Linked DNA regions of Homo sapiens: region 2 is linked to region 1. A link is a contact called in ENCODE Hi-C or POLR2A ChIA-PET data. All regions are on one chromosome and are shown on one strand. Each heading gives the region's core, a stretch centred on a gene start or an enhancer-like site at or near the end of the contact. The rest is flanking DNA. Distances are from core to core; before and after follow the strand shown. Region 1 overlaps ABTB2 (ankyrin repeat and BTB domain containing 2). Region 2 holds the start of CAT (catalase).

The links. A loop is a pair of places that touch in the nucleus more often than their neighbours do. ChIA-PET counts read pairs that join two places held with the same protein, here RNA polymerase II (POLR2A). Pooled maps may share reads with other maps.
Region 2: a map of B cell shows a loop between it and region 1 (16-fold over the local background). The contact joins the promoter of CAT here to the enhancer-like site in region 1. A Hi-C loop is called at or near these places in 2 of 168 maps with a recorded cell type or tissue (B cell and CD8-positive, alpha-beta T cell), 12 of 37 single-sample maps with no recorded cell type and 11 of 50 pooled maps. POLR2A ChIA-PET finds 5 or more read pairs at or near these places in 5 of 52 experiments (K562, OCI-LY7, Panc1 and 2 more).

What each region holds. Positions count from the first base shown.
Region 1 is chr11:34,231,441-34,237,299 of GRCh38, forward strand. All of the region lies in intron 1 of ABTB2 (ankyrin repeat and BTB domain containing 2), which reads right to left. Among named protein-coding and RNA genes, the nearest start is that of ABTB2, 120 kb to the right of the region's middle. RefSeq lists enhancers at 2,561-3,085, 2,762-3,091. Within about 2 kb of position 2,756, at least 13 of the 41 ENCODE cell types and tissues checked have a DNase peak (open chromatin) inside an H3K27ac peak, as active enhancers do; they include B cell and Panc1, where a contact is called at or near this core.
Region 2 is chr11:34,435,657-34,441,522 of GRCh38, forward strand. CAT (catalase) reads left to right here and starts at 3,278. Exons shown (of 13, transcript NM_001752.4): 1 at 3,278-3,423. The coding sequence starts at 3,358. It overlaps LOC105376622 (a long non-coding RNA gene), which reads left to right. Exons shown (of 3, transcript XR_931180.3): 3 at 590-666. RefSeq lists enhancers at 3,091-3,140, 3,311-3,610.

The sequences.
Region 1 (5,859 bases), core at 1,506-4,005:
GAGTGGACGTGGCCTGAGGGGCGGGAGTGGGGAATAATACTTGACAGTAGAGAAACCAGACAAACATTATCGGGTGGTCAAGGTTAACATCATCAGTGACAAGTCATGTTGATAGTGTGTATTCTTCTTATTCTTGTTTTTTTCTCCTGAGACGAAGTTTCACTCAGTCGCCCAGGCTGGAGTGCAATGGCGCAATCTCAGTTCACTGCAAACTCCGCCTCCTGGGTTCAAGCGATTCTCCTGCCTCAGCCTCCCAAGTAGCTGGGATTACAGGCGCATGCCACCATGCCCAGCTAATTTTTTGTATTTTTAGTAGAGATGGGGTGAGCCCCGCACCCGGCCGATAGTGTGTATTCTTGATATGATGAGTATGACACTTTACCTCTGTGGACTTCCCCGCAAAAAACCCTATAACCCCACACTAGTCATGAGAAAAACTTTAGACTGAAAGATATTCTGTAAAATATCTGATCAGCTCTCCTCTAAACTGTCAAGCTCACCAAGAACAAAGAAAGTCTTGTCACAGCCAAGAAGAATCTAAGGACATATAACAACTAAATATGGCATGGGTTCCTGAGACAGAAAAAGGACATTAGGTAAAAACTAAGGAAATCCTAAAGAAGTATGAACTTTAGTTAATAATGTTAATAGGGGAAACGGTGTGGGGTATCTGGAAACTTTCTGTAATACTCTTGCGACTTTCATGTAAATCTAAAATTGTTCTTATGCTGGGAGTGGTGGCTCATGCCTGTAATCCCAGCACTTGGGGAGGCCTAGGTGGGTGGATCATTTGAGGTCAGGAGTTCAAGACCAGCCTGGCCAACATGGTGAAACCCCATCTCTACTAAAAATACAAAAAATTAGCAGGGCATAGTGGTGCACGCCTGTAGCGCCAGCTACTTGGGAGGCAGAGGCATGAGAAGCACTTGAACCTGGGAAGCGGAGGCTGCAGTGAGCTGAGATCGCGCCACTGCACTCCAGCCTGGGCAATAGAGGGAGACTCTGTCTCAAAAAAAAAAAAAAAAATTGTTCTTAAATGAGACATTTAAATCCTAGAGAAAAGGAATATCCCAGAAGCACCATCACGAGGCCTAACCTAATCCCCAGCAAGGGACCTCTCGAGACCTTCTGAAGCCCCACCACAATCTGTAGCCTTCTCTCACAGACCACTTAGTATCTACTCATTTACATATCCATTTGTTTGCAAAGTATTTATCGAGCCCTTGGCCTTGGGTGCAGGGTGGTGGTTGGTCAGGGGGCATGGTGGCTCCCACTTGTAATCTCAGAACTTTGGGAGACCAAGGTGGGAGGATCACTGAGACCAGTTTGGGCAACATAGTGGGACTCTGTCTCTTAAAAAAAAATACATAATAATAAATAAAATTAGCCAGGCGTAATGGTCCCAGCTTCTTGGGAAGCTGAGGTGGGAGGATCTCTTGAGCCTGTGAGGTCAGGGCTGCAGTGAGCCATAATCACACCACTGCACTCCAGCCTGGGTGACAGAAGGAGACTCTGTCTCAAAAAACCCCCTAACCTCCCCCCAAAACCCCAAATGCCCCGCAAAACATATACTACCCCCTCCATCATGCTGGGAGCCACTGAAGGGAGACACCCTGTCATAGTGGTTTGGTCCTCCAGTGGCTAGGGAGGTAGCTGTTTGCTAAGTGAATGTTAAGTCCATCCCAGTCGCTTCCTGCTAACAGTCCACCACGGGAAGTTAGGCATTTAATAATGAGGACACAATTAGGACACCTGGGCTTGGTGCATGAGGATTTTTCTTTTTATTTTTTTGAAGACAAAGCAAAACAAAAAAACAACCCTTTCTTTTTGAGACAGGGTCTTGCTCTATTACCCAGGCAGAAGGGAAATGGCATGATCATGGCTCACTGCAGCTTTTTTTTTTTTTGAGACAGAGCCTCCTTGTTGCCCAGGCTGAAGTGCAGTGGTGTGACCTTGGCTCACTGCAGCCTCCGCCTCCCAGGTCACTGCAGCGTTAAACTCCTGGGCTCAAGCAATCCTCCTGCCTCAGCCTCCCAATTAGCTGGGACCACAGGGGTACACCACCACACCCAGCTAAGTTTCTAAAAATGTTTTGTAGAGACAAGGTCTCACCATGTTGCTCAGGCTGGTCTTGAAATCCTGGGCTCAAGCAATCTGCCTTGGCCTTGCAAAGTGCTGGGATTATAGGCATGAACCACTGTACCTGGCCCACCTTTTTTTTTTTTATTATAAAGGTAATTATGATTATTTTTTAAAAATCAGAAAGGAATAATGAATAAAGTTTCTTTTAATACTACCTCCCAGAGATAACTATTATTAATATATTATAATTTTTCTTCAAATAGGCTTTTAGTACAAATAGTACATGTACAAATACATGTACTAACCTATCAATTTTTTAAAATCACAAACCGAATTTGAGAAACAGGAACATAATGAAATTATTTTTCACCTAATGCTGAATCCTGTATTTTGTGGACATCTTTTCAGGTCAGTGTGTTTGGATATATATTTCTTTTTAAGACCTACACAGTTTCCAGGGTCATCGCTCCCTCAAATTTGAATTGTCAGCTTGATCCCTCTCAGAAGACTAGAGAAACCATACATCCCAGGGCACCTGAAGCAGGGCCAAGCTGGGCTGCAGGTATTTTCCACAGTGCTCTGGCAAGGCCTTCTCCGTGGCTCAGTTAGGGGGTTTCCCTTCTCCCCTCCCCTCCCCTGTTGGGGTGGGGGCAAGGGTAAGAGCGTCTCCCTGGAGGAGGTGCCTAAAGCAGGCTGTGAGTCACTCAGATGAGCTTCCGGGTGAAGTCATGCTGAGAAGCTATTTGCAGACACCTTACTCAAGGAGGCCTAAGGAAAGCATGGGGGGATGCCATCTCAAGCGAGAAATGGAGAACTTTTAGATTCTCCCCTCCCTGGCCTTTCTAGAGCAGAGGCTGTAACCGGAATATCAGAGACACAGTAAATTACCTGGGATTTCCCCATCAGGGAGATTCCTGGGTTACTCTCACTGATAACAAGACTAACTACTCACACCCAGGGTCCCAGGGTGAGGCTGGGCAAGGGAGGCACCAGGGCTGGTTCCACTGCTCAGAGGAGAAATGCAATTCTCTCCTGTGCCTCAAAGTCCAGCATTGTGAGAACACCTCGGATGCCAGCTCTGGCTCCGCCTCTCACAAAACCTAGGTAAAGTGCTTTGTGCGGAATCTTTTCCTTATGAAAAGGCAGGGCTACCAGGCAGTGCCAAGCCCTGGGACAGTCAGGTAACTAATTGCCTATTGCGACTCCCAGCTTACAGGGTAATGCTACCTGCTCCTGCTTAACCTCAGAGACTGGGAATCCCAGTTCTGCCACAGAAGAGGGCCCTTTTAGTTTCCCTGAAGCACTTATACAGAGATTATTGTGTTTATTTTATTTATTTATTTATTTATTTTTGAGACAGAGTCTCGCTCCTTCGCCCAGGCTGGAGTGCAGTGGCGCTATCTTGGCTCACTGCAAGCTCTGCCTCCTGGGTTCACGCCATTCTCCTGCCTCAGCCTCCCAAGTAGCTAGGACTATAGGCGCCCGCCACGGCGCCTGGCTAATTTTTTTTTTGTATTTTTAGTAGAGATGGGGTTTCACCGTGTTAGCCAGGATGGTCTCGATCTCCTGACCTTGTGATCCGCCTGCCTTAGCCACCCAAAGTGCTGGGATTACAGGCGTGAGCCACCGTGCCCGGCCGAGATTATTGTGTTTATTAATTTGCTTACTTGCTCAGTATCTGGTGCCCCTACTCCCTCTAAAATGCAAGCTCTGCATAGCAGGGATTGCCTGAAAAATGTCAGCCACATAGATGCTCAAGACATTTCTAGAAAAGAAATGAATGCCATCAGCCAAATATCTGACCATGACCCGGGGTAAGTACTTAACCTCTAGACCTCAGTTTCTTCATCTGTAAAGCGGATATGGTTTCTTCTCTGTAGTGGTTATGAACATATCGCATAAAGCACTAAACCCAATGCCTGACACATAGCAAGAGTTCAATAAAAGGGCTCTCTCTGTTATCCTCAGAGATGACAAGGATCTTGAACCCCACAATAAACTGCTACATCTCCAATACTGAATGAATTAGCCTCTGTTCAATAAGCCCCACAGGAAGGGGAGCGGGGGAGGTCAAAAGGAATTGGTGCCTGTGATCCCACCTTCCTAAGAGGATTTGCCTATCAGAGCCATCCAGGACCTGATTGGGGATCTCCTTCTGGCTTTTAAGCCACAAGCCATGAATACTGCTGACACCACTCCTATGAAGTAGCAACAAGTGATCCATCGCTAATTGCACTTTGCAGAGCTTTTTCTGATCCATGCTAGAGGCATTAATTAGCTGCAGGAGGTCAGCGCTAGCTAAGTGAACACTCTTTGTGCCCCAGGTAAGGAGACCAAGCTGAGAAGGCAGAGCAGAGCCTGTTCCTCCTTGAAACAAACTTTCAGGCAGCAAAGCCCTAAACAGAGACAGCTGTGTGGTCTGGGCAAGCACAGCGCCTAGCTTCCCTGCTGCCCACACTCAGAAGCAGGCTGAGCGCCAGACGGGGAGAGATGCTGCTGGGTTCTGGGGTGGACAGACATCGTGGACATCGGGTGCAGGCTGGTGGGTACACCCCTGCAAGGAAGAGAAGGGTAAAGGCCAGGTGGGAAGTCCGTGGATATTCTTGTTGGCAGAGGGAGATTAAAAATAGAAAAAAGAGACAGGGCTGGAGAAAGAGGAGGGGAGAAAAAGTATTAAAATAGAGTTTTTTCCCTGGAAAGAAGAGGTCATTTGGAACAGTCACTTCATATGAAAGGTAAAAAAATGTGTTTTGAAATAGCTGAGAAAATATGGAAATTTTCTTCTTCCTTTGCTCTTGTTGTAGAAGGGTAGAGAATTCACACTTGTCTTCTACCTCCAGAAGGCACAGGGCAGAAAACACAGGACTCTCTTTAATGTGCCTTTTAAGACAAAAAATTCTTTCTAATTTGGGGTGGGTCACTCGACAGGTTTCAGAGAGGTTATTTCTAGGGCTGGAGAAGGACTCTGTGCCGCCAGTTTTCCCTAACAGCAGCATTTTAAGCAGCAGATTTTAGGTAGCTTGAAGCCAGAGGACCCCATTCTCTTTTGATGCCTCCCCGGCACCCCCTCCCCTCAATCCACTGATTTACTCCGGGAGGCCTCAGGGCCCAAGGCCAGGCCTTGATCTCCTGGGGAAGCAGAAGTGATTGAGATGCCGATACATCAGGCCTGTTAGCCAGGCCAGGAGGGAGACAGGAGGATAAAGAGACAAAGAACCGAGGAGGGTAGATAAACGAAATCGCATCAGCCGCAAAGCTGCTCGCTCCTAGATAGATTAGCACCTTCCTCTGCCCTAATCATTCCAGACAGCCTCTGCAGCTTGGGTGTGCCCAGCCATCTGGGAACCCTCAGGGATTCGGACTCTATTTTGGCAGCTATTATCTGTGGGGGAAATAATTCTCTCCTTGGTGAACCTCAAGTTTATGAGAAAGTTGAATGTATGCAAAAAGACAAAATCATTTAAACTGTACAAGGGAAGCAAGCTGTTTAGAAGTATTTTATGGAGTCGTGGCCAAGAGTAGGGGCTTTGGGGACAGAATATGTACCTCTGGATCATCTTGGACAAGTTACCGAACCCCTCTGTGTGTGTTGAGGTTTTCTCATCTGTAAAATGGAGCCCACAGTACCCACCTCTATCAGGTTGTTATGAAGATTAAATATGCAATAGATACACAGTAAACATTCCATACTGGGGGCTTTCATGCTTTCATACTGATTACCACGGCTGTGTCCTCGTGATTTTCCTGGATATTCTTTTTTTTTTTTTTTTTTTTTTT
Region 2 (5,866 bases), core at 2,028-4,527, 200 kb after region 1:
AGCCACCACGCCCAGCTAATTTTTGTATTTTTAGCAGAGACAGGGTTTTGCCATGTTGACCAGGCTGGTCTTGAACTCCTGACCTCAAGAGATCCACCTGTCTTGGCCTCCCAAAGTGCTGGGATTACAGGCATGAGCCACCAGGCCTGGCCTATGTTTCCTTTTTTTGCAAACACCAGATCAGTAGCGTGGCACGTAAGGCCGAGGCGGGAAAAGGCACATCCATGTTCTTCTCCTTAGCATAGCTCATGCTATGGCCATCACCAGACACCAGAGGACATCTGGGTTGCCTCCTCCCAAGTAGGCAATTATTCATATTAAAGCGGGAAAGATATGGTGCAGCCAAATAGGCAGAGCAGAAGGTATGTGCTGCTACTGCATATAACACCACTGCTACTTTTTAAAGCAAATCCCACCTTCTTCTTTGGCTTGCTCAAGCCTGTTCCACAGTGAACAGGAGTCATGGAGCTGTGGTGATGTTTATTCTCTTCTCTTAAAGCCAACAGCCAATACTGAATTGTAACTCTCTTTGTTTCTTGTTGTGTTCTTTTCTCTTCCTTTTTGCCTAACTCTGAATTTACCTCACAAGGCCACTGTGAAGAGAATGAAACTGAAATATGTAGAACATTCTCGGCCTCTCTGAGGATGGGTGGAATCAGAACAGAGTAATTACCCCTTGTGCTGTCTTGTATGCCTGTCATCCAACAACACATGATGTTCATTCTCTCCATTCTTTTCTTGCAATACTGATGAAATAAAATTTGTCTATAAAGATTCCTAGCTGAGTACTCAAATGTTTTTCTTGAACATTTGTTACATGGTCTACTTTGCAAGCTTGGTTTCAAATTTGTTGATACCAGGATTAATAACAGTATGTCTTGTGCCAGTATATTTTATTTTCATTGAGTTCTGAAAATTGACTTCAGAGAACAGCATTTTTAAAATAACATTTTTATTTATATCAATAAAAATACCCATGAATTCATATGACTAAAATATTAAAACCTAGAACCCAATTTGTTTACCTAACCAATCACTTGCAATTACCTTTAGGTAATTGTATTGGTTTGGTTTCAAGTATTTTTTAACTAGGGCTGATTTTAAGAAGTGTTTTCATTTAAGCTGTAATTATAGTCGATAGAACTTCCACCTAATATGTGACTTTTTTTAATTTTTAATTTTTTTGAGATGAAGCCTCACTCTGTCACCCAGGCTGGAGTGCAGTGGCACAATCTTGGCTCACTGCAACCTCCGCCTCTTGGGTTCAAGTGATTCTCTCGCCTCAGCCACCTGAGTAGCTGAGACTACAGGCGTGTGCCACCACGCCCAGCTAATTTTTGTATTTTTAGCAGAGGTGGGGTTTTACCATGTTGGCCAGACTGGTCTCGAACTTCTGGCCACAAGTGATCCGCCTGCCTCGGCCTCCCAAGGTGCTGGGATTACAGGCGTGAGCCCCCGCACCCAGCCTCCTATGTAACATTATAAATTTATTGTCATTACTTGTAAGCCTGCCCTTTATTTTAAAATACAAGATATGACAAGATCAGAAACCAGTCTTGTTTCTCCATTTCTTTCTCTAGAAATAATTCTTTAGGAATTCAAATCCATAGTAACAAAAACAAAGGAAAAAAAAACATGCTTTTTTTTATATAATGAATAAAGGTTAAGAAATGACTCCAGGTCTCTTATTTATTTTGTTGATATTTGTGTTGGTTAGTTAAGAAGATGATTTGCTCGATTATTTCAACATTTATTTATTCAACAAACTGTGGACTTTGGAGATGAACAGCTGAAGCTAGAATCCTGACTATCCCTTAATAGCTGTGTAACTTTGGGCAAGTTATTTAACCTCCCTATACCTCTGTTTCCTAATCTGTAAAATGAAGATAATATTAGTATCTAACTCATAGGGTTGTTGGGAGGGTTAACTAAGCAAATATACAAAAAGCTGAGAATAGTCCCTGGTATATAGTAAGTGCTCAATAAATTATGGATGGGAGGATCCTGACCCACATGGAGTTTACAGTCTTGGCAGTATGGATCGGGCAGGTAGAAAAAGACACCAAATTACACAGCCAACAGCATCTTTATAATTGTTTTTAATATAGGAAAAGTATAGGGTGCTAAAGATCAATTTGTGGCTTTCTTTTCCAATGAACTGCTAAAGTTCCACTTTTATGCCCAAGATTCTTATCATACTTTTGTAAGATCAAGAACAACATGTGAAGTTTCCACTATTATATATCCACCCATTATATGTAGTTGTACTGGAAAAAATTAAAAGCTGATAACTTTTAATTTGAAGATGATGGTATATACTATGTATATATATTAAGGTGCTTAAAGATAAATCCTAGCACCTGAGGAGGTGTAGAAATCATTCAAACTCTTTGATTACAATGACAAACTAGTCAGTAACTTACTAAATATTGTACTATATATTACTAAGTATTTTACTCTTCAACATAGCTTTTTAAAGACACAAAGCTTTTCAAAATTCCTGCTTACCTGGGGGTAAAATTTGGGGAAGCAGATTTCTCCAGTGTTTAAAGAAGCCAATTTGGCAGTGTACCAGAGTTGAATACATTTTTCCCATCACAAGGGAATACATTTTTCCCATCTAAGTTAAGTTGTTTTTCTCTGGTAAAGGAGGAAATCAACACCCATCTGTACGGAGATAAACGTTTCAGAGTGTTTTTATATTAAATAATTAGTATACTAGTCTAGTAAGTGATAATCCACGAATAAGTTAAGAAGAGCTAAGAAAGAAAAAGAAAAGCATCCATCCATCCTTTGGTTGCAAATAATACTTACATTAGCGTATGGCAAAATTTAATTTTGTACAGAGTAATTTAACCCAGGATTGCTGACTTTTTAAGAGCTGAGAAAGCATAGCTATGGAGCGCAAGGCCCCACCCAGCAGGGTCTAAGTATTCCGTCTGCAAAACTGGCAGGCCACCAACGGCCGCGTCCCAGGGCGGCCTGAAGGATGCTGATAACCGGGAGCCCCGCCCTGGGTTCGGCTATCCCGGGCACCCCGGGCCGGCGGGGCGAGGCTCTCCAATTGCTGGGCCAGAGCGGGACCCTTCCTTTCCGCACCCTCCTGGGTATCTCCGGTCTTCAGGCCTCCTTCGGAGAGCCCTGCTCCGAGCCCATTGGGCTTCCAATCTTGGCCTGCCTAGCGCCGAGCAGCCAATCAGAAGGCAGTCCTCCCGAGGGGGCGGGACGAGGGGGTGGTGCTGATTGGCTGAGCCTGAAGTCGCCACGGACTCGGGGCAACAGGCAGATTTGCCTGCTGAGGGTGGAGACCCACGAGCCGAGGCCTCCTGCAGTGTTCTGCACAGCAAACCGCACGCTATGGCTGACAGCCGGGATCCCGCCAGCGACCAGATGCAGCACTGGAAGGAGCAGCGGGCCGCGCAGGTACACTCTGTGCTCCCCGAGCGGGCCCGAAGGTCCGTTTAGAAAGCGGGGGCGTCGGCAAGTAAAGGCCCGGCTTCCCCCGGGGCGGCGCTTGGAGGGACTGTACCGCGGCTCACTGGGCAGGGGGGATCCCCTTCGGTGCAGACGGACTTTTACATTCGCCGAAGCAGGGGAGGGGGGTCCGGGTAGTGGGGCGCGGGACTGCAGGCTTTGTTGTCCGCGACAGGCTCGGGTGGTTGCTTCAGAATTTTGCACTTTTGCCAACTGGGACAGAGGTCGCAGCTTGAGGACAGATTGAGGGCTCATGGGGAAAGAGGCAGAGAGCTGCAGCTGCAAGGAAGTCAGTGAGGGGAGAAGTGGAACCAGGCTCTAATGGTGCCCTTCTTGAAATACTGTTTACACGCTTTCATAGTTGTGGGGTCCCAGCAGGGCAGGGATTGTGTTTTACAATCTTGAGGTCTCCAGCACCAGTCACAGTGACTGGTACGTACTATGCACATTATTAAACGACTAAATAAAAGAACTTTTACATTCATTGTCTCATTTGCACTTCAAAATGTCAAGCCTAGCATTTTAGAGCTGGGGGGTGACATTAGGGATTGATTAATGCGTTTATTCTATTCTTTGAGCACCTGTAGGTGCTAGGCACTGTTCGGGGCAAGGTGTACAAATTCCAGTGCGGCAAGAACAACACCCTTGAGAAGCTGAGAGTCTAGTCTGGGAGACGAGACACATAAACAGATGATTACACTCCAGCGTGGTGAGGGCTCTAATAGAGGTTATCTGTAGAATGTAGAGGGAGTGACCAGGTGGGCCGGACAAAGCAGGTGACATTTGAACAGGAATTTTTTTAAATGAGTAGGATTTTAACTTGGTGGTGGGGGAGGCATTCCTGGCCTGTGCCCACGGCTGCAGAGTCTCAGAGGGCATCTATGAGGAGGTTGGATTAGATGAGACCACATCTGGTCTGAGTCTACTGTTGGCAGATTGGCCCAGGGAGTCTAAAGGTCTTGCCCTGTTCCCTGGCTGCTGGTTAATGGTAGACAGAGGACTGCAGCCCTGTTTTCCCTATTCTGCCTAGTGCTCTTGCTCAAAACTCAGGTTCGTGAACTGGGGTATTAATGCTAAGTGCTCATGGATTGCTTTAATGGTTCCCTGTTTGGGAAAAGGCTGCCATTCTCCTCCAAGGGCCTGGAAAATCTCCCCTCTTGGCCCTGTTCTTTGTTATATACCATTAGGTTGGTTCATGAGCTCTTAAAGTAAACCAGAGAGAGGTAGAGTCTTAGTAAAGGATGTGCCACTACTTAGTGGCAGAGACAAGGTTAGAATTCAGCTTCTTGGACCCAAGACTCTTTCCTTACCCAGTGGGTGCAAATCCTGGTTCACACTGAAGTTTTCATGAATACTCGGTGAATTGAGAAAAGTGTGGACAAAGTAGTGAGATTTTTACAAAACAAAATATTTTCTTTTTCTTTTTCTTTTCTTTTCTTTTTTTTTTTTTGAGACGGAGTCTTGCTCTGTTGCCCAGGCTGGAGTGCAGTGGTATGATCTCCACTCACTGCAAACTCCGCCTCCCGGATTCAAGCAATTCTCCTGCCTCAGCCTCCCGAGTAGCTGGGATTACAGGTGTCCACCACCACACCCAGCTAATTTTTGTATTTTTAGTAGAGATGGGGTTTCACCATGTTGGCCAGGCTGGACTGGAACTCCTGACCTCAGGAGATCTGCCCGCCTTGGCCTCCCAAAGTACCGAGATTACAGGTGTAATATTTTCATTTTTAAAGGACTCCCCTTTATTCTGAGACTAGCTGCCTTCTTCCTTGTTTGGGAGAATCATGAACTGTTGAAGTCCCTGCTGTTGATTTACCTTACATAGTTGCCCATGTGAGAAATGGCTGACTCCAAAACACATCTATAGTTGGGAGGCTCTTAATTGAAATACAGCCATCCCCTTTGTCCATGACATCTCAGGGCACTGTGTACATCGTCCTGATTGGCAGTCACATTGATGTCTTACTGTTCCTCAGTTTTAGCTGCTCTTAGTAAAAACCGCTTACTTCTTTTAGGCACTTCTCCCTCCACCCAGGGCCCTCCAAAAGGAATTATGCATATGCCTTATAGCCTATATAATTTTCAAACACTTTTTTTAAATGAAAAATTTCAAATATTCAGAAAAGTTGAAAAAATTTTGCAGTGTATATCTATATATCTGCCATCTAGATTCTACAAGGAACATTTTGCCCTGTGTCTTTTATTACGTTACTCCATCTGTCTGTCCATCCTTTAATTCATTCAAGTTGTTTCATGTATTAGCAGTTTGTTCTTTTCATTGCTGAGTAAGATTCCATTATTTGAATATACCACCATTTGGATATCCTGTTGCTGGACACCTGGGCTATTTAATTTTTTTTCTATTGTAAGTAAAGCTGCTGTGGCTGGGCAT